Regions from separate parts of the Homo sapiens genome. Here region 1 is linked to region 2. Evidence: chromatin contacts called from ENCODE Hi-C or POLR2A ChIA-PET data. All regions are on one chromosome and are shown on one strand. Each heading gives the region's core, a stretch centred on a gene start or an enhancer-like site at or near the end of the contact. The rest is flanking DNA. Distances are from core to core; before and after follow the strand shown. Region 1 overlaps DLGAP1 (DLG associated protein 1). Region 2 has its middle 35 kb from the start of LINC01895.

Evidence for each region. A loop is a pair of places that touch in the nucleus more often than their neighbours do. ChIA-PET counts read pairs that join two places held with the same protein, here RNA polymerase II (POLR2A). Pooled maps may share reads with other maps.
Region 1: a pooled map shows a loop between it and region 2 (2.6-fold over the local background). The contact joins two enhancer-like sites. A Hi-C loop is called at or near these places in 7 of 50 pooled maps. POLR2A ChIA-PET finds 5 or more read pairs at or near these places in 4 of 52 experiments (GM12878, OCI-LY7, T-cell and 1 more).

Annotation. Positions count from the first base shown.
Region 1 is chr18:3,537,686-3,543,481 of GRCh38, forward strand. The region is part of intron 9 of DLGAP1 (DLG associated protein 1); the gene reads right to left. Among named protein-coding and RNA genes, the nearest start is that of DLGAP1-AS1, 54 kb to the right of the region's middle. Within about 2 kb of position 3,711, at least 6 of the 41 ENCODE cell types and tissues checked have a DNase peak (open chromatin) inside an H3K27ac peak, as active enhancers do.
Region 2 is chr18:3,383,475-3,388,534 of GRCh38, forward strand. No RefSeq gene overlaps it. Among named protein-coding and RNA genes, the nearest start is that of LINC01895, 35 kb to the left of the region's middle. RefSeq lists enhancers at 1,190-1,559, 1,260-2,459. Within about 2 kb of position 1,442, at least 3 of the 41 ENCODE cell types and tissues checked have a DNase peak (open chromatin) inside an H3K27ac peak, as active enhancers do.

The DNA.
Region 1 (5,796 bases), core at 2,461-4,960, 160 kb after region 2:
CTAATATTTTCCATAGTGGCTACACCATTTTGCATTCCCATCAACAGTGCACCAGGATTCCTATTTCTCCACATTCTCATCAACATTTGTTATTTTCTGTTTTTTGACAGAATGTGTGTTCTGTGATTTCTGTGTTTTTGAATGTGTGAGGTGGTACATTTCTTTGAGTAGCTCATGATTGTGCCATTTTAAGATAGTTTGTTGGCCAGTTGATTTTCAACTGTTTCATATTCAGTAGTGCCAGCCTTAAACAATAGTGCACTAAACAATATTTATACAACACTAAATACACCAGATTATGTGGGATTTTAAAAAACTATCCTGGACTATGCTCTTGAAGCCAATAAAAACTAATATTCTAGTCCATCAAAAATAAAGAATGACCAGAACAATACAGACAAGTAGTTATTTGCAAGACTGTAGAAAGACTAAGAGTCACAAAAAGGAAGAGTCATCTCAATAAATCAATTTTTTCTCTAGAGAATAAAAGTCAAGAAAAAAAGTGGCTAAGGTATTGATCTGTGTCAGTTATTAAGATGGCCAAAATGACCAAATACGTTGTGATTCTGGCCATCCATTTTACGAAGATAAACTAGCCAAAGTTGACCCATTTGCTGTTTTCAAAAAATCAATTCTGATGAAGTTATCCAACCCAGTCACTTTTGTAAGCTCTTAACTCTCAAATGAGCCAAAAAAAAAAAAGAAAGAAAAAGAAAAAAAAAATCACATAGTGTGAAAATCTGAATGCAATGTTACAAGTCTCTTGTGCTAGCAATGAAAGAAAGAACAATTTTGCGAAAGTGGTTCTTCCAACAACCACTCATTTCTTGGCTGCAGTAGGCTATTTCTGCATTCTTCCCGTTCATCCCCAAAATGTTAACTGTCATCTGAAGCTAAGCTTTCTCTCCAGCTGCATATGTGTGAATTGGATGACTCTCCTTGCAAACAGTTGACATTTTGGCTGTTCTGCTAACATGAAATCCCAACTATGAAAACATTAGCCTCCACGCTCCAAGATCCTGTATTGCCAGAGGCATTACATTTCCAAACTTAAAGAAGTACTAGTCCCTCATTGTTTTCAATCAGAGCAAACTGCCACAGCCAGAATCTGTTCCACATATAAAACAGAATGACCTACTTTCCTGTGCCTCTGTTTTTATCTACACAGAACTGTACTACCCGCATTCCTAACAGCCATCTCCTGGCTATGGATCTTGCAAAGGATCCACCTTCTTAGAAAAATTACTTGGCAGTAGATTAATAGAAGTTTGCAGTTTGCAGTGTAGTCACTCAGAAAGAAAAGTTAAGTAAAATTAAAATGGTTTGGGATTAAAAGCGGCGCCTTTGAACTCAGGCAGCCCTGTCCAACCTGCTAGTTTCTATCAATTAAGTTCCTTAAGCAAGTGCTTTCTTCTACTCAGAGCTTTCAAAGAATGTTCTGCTCTACAAAATGATTTATGTCTTTCATAAGCAAAGTTCCTTTTGGGTGAAGAGTGCAGTCAAGTTGTTATTGTTTTTCTGCAATTTTGATAGGAACACAAAATGAGGTCCCTAGATTAATTTCTTTATTTTTTGAAAGAATTGATCAGTTCCTCGTTGATGATATCAACCCAAAAGCTGAACCCAGTGGCTTGCTGTTTCCCAACCCACAGTTTTCAATCTTGAAGCTTCCTTGGCTCTTCATGCCCCTGCAGGCACAGTGTGTAATAATTACAACTTCTGAAAAATGCTGGCCAATATTCTGGCCCAAGAAGCAGAAAACCATGAAAGCAAAGACTGGATCAACCAGTATGGAACACAATACTCTGTCTGTTCTGAATAGCCAGAAGAAAGTCACTTGTTAGCATTCACTTCTGCTGTTGCTTTATGTTCCTTCTATGAAACAAGTTTATATTTCTAACTAGAGGAGTTTCTACCCTCTCCCACTTCCTACAACTTTTCTGTACAGCAAGTTACAAATCAAAACATATATGGGTAAACTGAAGAGGTTCCATTCTTGTCCCCCTGTCTGATAGAGTTGCAGTTAAACAAAAGAAATTGTGCACAAAAACTAAGCACAGTCATTATCTTTATGACATCCATGCTTTGGAACTACAAGACACTCAACTGATGAGACTCAAGTCATGAACTTATTTTTAGGAGAGTAGCTTAGTCTTTCCATCATAGAATCCCCTGGCCTCTGCTTAGCGTCTTTATCCCTCTCATTCACATAATGGCTGCTTTTCAAGGCTAAGTCCAGTTTCAAAGAGAGCAATGCTAGCACTCTGCTATTCTTTCTTTCTTTGTACATGCCTTTAGACATTTTAAACTAAGCCTTCTGTCAAGGCTGAATATATGTGGGATCTGAAATGCTACTCCTAGAAAGTGCAACCATCTTGGTATTTTATGAAATGGCACCCTTTCACTGATGTAAAAACCAAGATGTCTCATTACATAAAATAAAAGACAGATCAAAATAAGGCACGGGCGTGAGGAGACCGAGATCAAGAATTCAAGCTTGGCTGGGTGCAGTGGCTCACGTCTGTAGTCCCAGCACTTCGGGAAGCCAAGGCGGGCAGATCACTTGAGGCCAGGAGTTCGAGACCAGCCTGGGCAACATGGCAAAATCCCGTCTCCACTAAAAATACAAAAATTAGCCTGACATGGTGGTACGTGGCTATAGTCCCAGCTACTCGGGAGGCTAAGGCACGAGAATGGCTTGAAGAACCCGGGAGGCAGAGGCTGCAGTAAGCCGAGATTGCACCACTGCACTCCAGTTTGGGCAACAGAGTGAGGCCCTGTGTCAAAAAAAAAAAAAAAAAAAAAAAAAAAAATTCAAGCTCCCCCAAAAGAGGTTTACTTAGGTTTACTAATTTGGATCAGCTTCCAAATTAGAATCATGCATGGGAGGGCGCAGGCATAAGCATCCCTTGTGCAAAAATTCAGGTGGGAGGAACCCTCCTACCCTCCATTTATATACGGTTAGCACTGTCCTATCACCAGATTTTAAAACTATCTCAAGACAAACATCCATCTGTTATTTCAAATCCTCTATGTTCATCATTCCTTTGCTTAAATACATCATGCTTGAAGATGTCTTTAAAGTAAAGGAAAATAGGATAGGCTTTCTATAAAAAAATTTTCTCTACCCCAAATAATTGTGATGTTTTTCTCAAATAAAATAAAGGGAGGAAATAGAAAATAATGAGAGTGGACGTGTTGTCATCTGGTAACTTCTGAGAGGGCCCAGCATGCTGCCAGCCTCTTTTTAGCACCAGCTGGGCAGGTGCTAATACCTTTGATGGGCTGTCACTATAGGAACCCTGGTTAGGAGTCTCAACAAAACATCCTTGAACTGAATGTGCCCCCAGAAGGAACTGCTTTACCTCCGCAACTGGAAGGTTAGGTCACTCCTTGGCTACTGACCCGAGGTAACTAACAAAGCATGAGCAGTCTCACTAACAATTATGTTTTACTGAGTCTTGTCAAATGGAGGCTGTAGGCTTGTAAGTCCGATGGTTTTCTTTCTGCACACTAAGTTATTTTGAAAAATACATAAAAAGGAAGAAAGAGAGAGAGAAAGAGAAGGAGGGAGGGATGGCAGAAAGAAAGAAGAAGGGAAAGAAAAGGAAAAGAAAAGAAAAAAGGAAGCTGTGAGGCTTATCAGGAGTTATGCCAAGTTTCAGGCTTTTGAAATTTGAAACGCCTGAATGCCACGCCTTTAAAACTCAGGTGTACAGTAAGGAACTATTTGGCTAGGTCATGATATTGTTAACTTGGCAAAGAAAAGAGATTACTTTTCAAGTGCAATTTCAAGGGTGGGTACTGGGCTGTGAGGTACTCCAAGGAAACTTTGAAGAGTGGGGACTGATCCAAAGCTCCTGGGTTGACAAAGAAGCAATGTTTTTTGATTGCCAAAGGTCTTTCCAAGTCTGTGGTCCCTGAACTGGCTGTCAGATGTTGCCTCAATTTTGGCTTTATGTTTTAATATCCTGCTTAGTTGAAAAGGCACAAATCACTACAAGCCCTAAAGTTTACATATTTAAGTCCCTTGCGATCAAAAGAGATCTTTTATAGTAGCTGACATTGTGCTATAAGAGAAAACAATGCTACCTTTCCACTTGCTTGTTCCACCCAGTTACGAAGGCTGTGAGCTTTGATGTGTGAAGCAAGGAAGATTTTAAAAACTCAGAATTGGGTCACTTCTGGAAATGCAAATGGAAACAGAGGCAATATTGGTGGAAAAAAAAAAAGGGGTAACAGTCCTATTCACTGAGGCATTTGTTTCTAGAGACGAGGAGTGGCTCTCATAATATGTCACCGGGGCTTTCCTTCAACACCTCTGACTCAGTCTGTGCATTCACAGATCTACTGGAATGGTAGGTGCCATTCACAGGCATATTTAATGCCAGCATTTTTTCTCTTTCACATTAAGTATGTCCTGGAGGTCTAAATGTTATGTGTAATGTATAAAAGGTATACTAGGAGAGAAGGAGGTTGCTCCACCAACAGAAGATCAGAAAGAGCAGAAACTTTTATGCAAATCATCAAAATACGCATCTGCTCCCATTTCCACCCCACTGATGTAAATGAAAAGATCCTGGCTTTCCCTTTAGGTATACACACCTCTGAACACACAAAGCTTGCTCTAGACATTCACTATTAGTCAATTTCACCTGTTTATTAAAAATTGATAAGGCTGGAGAGTTGATGAGGCAGAAAAAGAGGCCACAGAGTAGTTTGCCATCCCTTTTTCTAGGAAAAGTGTTCTCTTCTGATTTTCTGGATGCTGAAGGAAAAGAGTTCTCGCAGCAACACTGAATTCCACTTGGATGATCTCTAAAGATTTCAGACAGTGGATAAATCATTTGTAAAGGCACAGATGAAAATATTAAGTATACATACACCAGAAAAATAACATCCTGGAATTCGCTTTCCAGAACATTGTTATGAGACCAGTAGCTTCTTTGCATACCCCCAAGAATGACAGTTGTCACTTGTCAGTTTGACACTGTCAGTAAGGAACTAAGGAGTATACAATTGCAAAGTTTCTGCCTCCCCTTAACACTTTCAGTTGTGAAGATGGGCGATGATTGCTTTATAAATTATTACAAATTACATCAGAAATATCTCACTTTAGGAAACGTAGCCGAGTTGGAATGGAGGCAGGAAGCCAGAACCTGTACCACACACTTATTCACACTTATCTCTTGTTTCTGAAGTGGAGATTATGACAGCAATATAGCTACCTGGGAACTATAGTAATAAGCAGAAAGGCAAAATCCAGGACATAGGTCCTAAACTTCAACTAGGAGTCTCTATCTATATGTAACACAACCCTAAAGTTGAGGAAACACTGATGGTGTTGAATCAGAGAACTTACACCAAAAAATGTTATTGTTGTTAATAGTAGTCAACTCCCAAATTTTAGAGACAGAGAGGTAAAGCGACTTTCAATCTGGATCTCTAAACTAGAATACTCTTTTGTTCCCATGACTCCAATTTTTTTTTTTTTTTTTTTTTTGAGACGGAGTCTCGCTTTGTCACCCAGGCTGGAGTGGAGTGGTGTGATCTCGGCTCACTGCAAGCTCCGCCTCCCGCGTTCACGCCATTCTCCTGCCTCAGCCTCCCCCTTAGATGGGACTACAGGCGCCCACCACCACGCCTGGCTATTTTTTTGTATTTTTAGACGGGGTTTCACCCTGTTAGCCAGGATGGTCTCGATCTCCTGACCTCGTGATCCACCCACCTCGGCCTCCCAAAGTGCTGGGATTACAGGTGTGAGCCACCTCATCCGGCCCCATGACTCCAATATTT
Region 2 (5,060 bases), core at 192-2,691:
GAGGGATGGGAAGTGAGCTCATACAAAGTTGTTGTAAGGAATTCTCTTTGGTTTACAGAAATAACAGGGATTAGTGACTGGCTATACACTGCTAAACTATAGGGTGTGGCTTATAGTGTCCAGGGTGGCATTATTAGGGTAATTTATAGCTACTTGTGACAACAGCAAACAGTTTCAAGAGATAAATACATAGCTTAAGGGGGACGTGATTGCTGTCTCATTTCAATGGCTCTCTGGTCCTGATAATTTAAAAGGACTCGCATTCCTTAGATAATAGATGTTTTCTAAGCCAGGCATTGTGGCTCAATCCTATAATCCCAGTGACAAGCAGGAGGCTGAGGTGGAAGGATCACTTGTGTTCAACAGCAGCCTGGGCAATATAGGGAGGGCTTGTTCCCCATAACCCCAAAATGTAAAGAATTAGCCAGGCATGGTGGTTCACACCTGTAGTCCCAAGCTACTCAGGAAGCTGAGGCAGGAGGACCCCTTGAATCCAGGAGTTTGAGGCTGCAGTGAGCCGTGATCGAACCACTGCACTTCAGCCTGAGTGGCAGAGTGAGACCTCGACTCTTGAAAAAAGAGGAAAGAAAGAAGGTTGTTTTGTTTTGTTTTGAGACAGAGTCTTGCTCTGTCGCCATGCTGGAGTGCAGTGGCAGGATCTCCGCTCACTGCAACCTTCGCCTCCCGTGTTCAAGCGATTCTCGTGCCTCAGTCTCCGGAGTAGCGGGGATTACAGGCACGTACCACCACACCCAGCTAATTTTTGTATTTTTAGTACAGAAGGGGTTTCACCATGTTGGCCAGGGTGGTCTCAATCTCCTAACCTCATGATCCACTCGCCTAAGCCTCCCAAAGTGCTGAGATTACAGGCGTGAGCCACCGAGCCCAGCTTTTCTTTTCTCAACCTTGTCTTGTGAAATTTTATGTTGAGGCTTGTAAGTTATTTTCTAGTACTTTAAACACAGTAATTATTTTGGACCACATGTAATAGACAATTAATGCAGTTAAATTCCCCTGGCCTGAAGTTTATGCTTTTGGTAAATTAAGGAAATTGTAAAGAGCAAACATTCTACCTTGTTGGAATTTGGCTATAATGGGCCATCATGTTGCATGGCTGGATGGTGAATGAGAAGATGAAATTGGGGTCAGGAAATTTTAAAGCTGGAAGAGATCTTAAATCTTGGCCAAATTAAATTTACCAGACTTTAATTGAGAAAAGAACAATTCGTGAACTGGACAGCCTTCCGGGCCAGAGGAGGCTCAGAGACTCCAGCTCAGCCACGTGTTGGAAAGACGTAAATAGAGAAAGGAAAGTGACGAACAGAAAATGGAAGTGAGGTACAGAAACAGTCAGATTGGTTACAGCTCCGTGTTTGCCTTATCTGAACACGGTTTGAACAGTTGGCCCCCTTTAAGTTGCCAAAACTTGGTGATTGGCACAAGAGTAGGTTACAGTCTGTTTACTCTTCCATTTAGGTTATGGTTCACTAGGTACAAAGAAACCTTTAGGCCAAAGTTAAAATATGTAAGCAAGCTGCTTTGGGCTAAACCCGATTTAATACTTATGAATGCAGCATGGTTTTGCTCTTACGTGGCTCAGTTTCTGCTGGGTCATTCTGACACATGTGCCACCTGGTAATGACCTTTGATCTGAGGGGATTGGGAGATACTTGATAAATAGTATCCTCTTCTGTCCTGCCAGGGGACAATTCTAGGGTGAATTATACATGGCTTCTCAGAGACTTTCCAGCAGGATTATACTCCAGTTACCTAAAGCAATGAACAGTTTGAAAATGCACCCTTCCCCTATTTCATCCTGTCCAGTCCTTCCCACCATTAGAACCACTTCCCAACATCAACGATCTGCATGGGAGCACATTTCTCAGGCTCTGTTTGAAGACACCCACATTCCATACAGCCTTTCCTGGTGCCTCTGAGTCCTGGGCTTCTCAGTTTCTCTAGATAATTGTCTTACTTCTCATGGTGCCCTGCTCTGCCAGGGTTAGGAGCGCATCCAAATTCCCTGCCAAGGTAGTGGAAATTCCATCATAAGTTTACCACCTTGCAAATATCTGTGGATATTTGCTGTCTCCTTTTCCCATTCTCTTTGCTCTTGTAAGTTTCAATATTTTAATTTTGTATTGTTATTTTAGCTGGGGAGCACTGCAATATACAATAATCAAACTTTTTTTAAAACTCACAGATGGACTCAATAGCAGAATGGAAGTGACAAAGTGAAGATTTAGTGAACTTGAAGACAGAACAAAAGAAATGACTAACCTAATGACAGAGAAAGAAAAAAAAAGCAGAGCTTCAGATTTCAGGTATTATTGGGACTATAACAAACGATCAATCATTCATATCATTTGCCATTTTTTGGCACCTTTTGAAATATCCTTATGGTATTTCTCCTTTTTGTGTTGTTACGTTGTTGCTAATACGGTGAATTGCATTGATTGATTTTTTAAAAAACAGTAGGCCAAGCTTGCATTATCTTAGTGAGGATATATTACCCTTTTTGTTTATTAGTTGGATTTTATTTGTTAATATTTTGTTAATATTTACAGCTGTATTCATGGAGATATTGAAGGAAATGACATATAATAGAAAAATATGAAAGTAACAATGATCTGGATTTAAACGCATGTGTTATAGTAACAAAGACCAAGGAACACTTGGCTGTTAAGAAATGCAGACATGTATTATGTTTCTTATCTTAAATGGGGGTAGAGAGTTGGGCATAGCACCATGTCACTTTTGGTTTTGTCGTTTAGAGAAATGCTGATTTATTTGAAAAACTTAAAGGTGCTCACTGGCAGAATTTAAAAATCAGTTATGAGACAAAATAACACAAGAAAGATCAGCTATCAGTTATAACAATGAGTATAAATAAATTAAATTCCTTATGAAAAGACAAAAATTCTCAGACTGACTTGAAAAAAACAGCGTCCAACTCCAAATGTATGGTATTTTATAGGGTTACCATTAAAAACAAGTATCAGAGGCCAGATGCGGTGGTCCAAGCCTGTAATCTCAGCACTTTGGGAGGCCAAGGCAGACAAGGCATTTTTGTACAAAAAATACAAAAACTAGCTAGTTAATGTCTGTAATCCCAGCTACTCAGGAGACTGAGGCAGGAGGATGACTTGAGCCCGGGAGGCGGAGGTTGCAGTGAGCAGTGACTGCGCCACTGTACTCCAGCCTGGGCAACAGAGCAAGACTGTCTCAAAAAAAAAAAAAATCAGAAAACATTAAAAGTGCTTTCTTTCCTAGTTTTCTAACAACTTAAAAGTGCAGATGCTGAATTTTTTTATGCTTTCTTAAATATGCTGCTTTAAAAAAAACTGTATTGGACTATTAATATAACACATTATAGTAACGCATTTTCTTTCTTTCTTTTCTATTTTTGAGACAGAGTCCTGCTCTGTCACCCAGGCTGGAGTGCAGTGGTGCAATCTCAGCTCACCGCAACCTCCCCCTCCCAGATTCAAGTGATTCTTGTGCCTCAGCCTCCCAAGTAGCTGGGATCACGGGCACTACAGCTGGCTAATTTTTGTATTTTTAGTAGAGATGGGGTTTTGCCATATTGCCCAGGCTGGTCTCAAACTCCTGATCTCAAGTGATCCTCCCACCTCGGCCTCCCAACGTGCTAGGATTACAGGCGTGAGTACCACACCATGCCAGTAATACATTTTTTACTATTGAATTATCCTGTAGTTTCTGATATAAATAAGAAAAGAAAAGATGGCCAAAGGTTTATCAAACATGCCTAAACAAAAAGCAAATACATAAAGCAATGATAACAATACTAATATACAGAGAAGAAATCAAGGCAAAAGCCTCAAATGAGATACAAATGGCTATTTTATTTCACTGTATTTTTTGCTTATTTATCTTTGAGAGAGAGAAACCATACTCTAGGAAGCAGAGATAATACAGAACCTTATAAAATTTAAAGTTTAATTTTACTTTTGTCACACCCATGAACCCAGCTGTTCCTGAAAGGAAACCACTGTCCCATATGTTAATAAAGGTTACACTTCATGTACTTGGAAACTGTGAATACTATTGTGTCCAAATATAAATGCAGAAGAAGAAATGAATAGCATGCTACAGGATTTATTTATTTTTAGAGTGGGGGGGTCTCACTATGTTGCCCAGAGTGAAGTCCAGTGGCTATTCACAGGCCCAATCTCCTGGGTTCAAGCAATCCTCCCACCTCAGCCTCCCAAGTAGCTGGGACTATAGTATGGGATATTTTAATATATCATTCTCAGTCTCTGACAAACTTCACAAGCAACAGATAAACTAGACTATGGATGTTATAGTAAAATCAACAAGCTTACTTTAATAGCTGCATGTTATGTTGTACAATGGAGAATATACTTTTTTCCCGATGTAAATGAAATGTATTAGTCAACAAAGAAAATACTGATAAAATTTAAAAGCAGAAAACATATAGCACACATTATCTGACCACAATGTGCTAAAACAAAAAACTAGTAATGAAATTTTAAATTCTAAAGAATCAAGATACTTGGAATTTTAACTATAAATGTATTTAAACATTAATATGCATTACATAGAGGAAGAACTTCTAGATTCTAGAATCAATTTCCTTCAAATATTTTTTTCTCGTAGACTTATGTACATAAAAAATTATGAATTGAGCTTCAGTTTTACAATGATACAAGAAAAACATTGATTTTTATCCCGTGAAAAAAGGCATATAGATTTTGTTTGTTAACCTTATGAAGTTATAGACCACATGAAGTTGTGTATAAAAGTACAGTGGGCATGCTACTCATGGAAGAAAGTGGCATTTTCCTTGAATGGATTTGTTTTTTGCTGATCTTTGTCATCATGGCCATTGAAATCAGTAAGAGAAAAAAGAAAAAAATGAAATAGCAAACACTTCAACAATTATCTGGCATATATACCAGATAATTTATTAGCTATAAAGAAAGAGAAGTAAGGCCGGGCATGGTGGCTTACACTTATAATCCCAGCACTTTGGGAGGCCAAGGCAAGAGGATCACTGGAGGCCAGGAGTTTGAAGC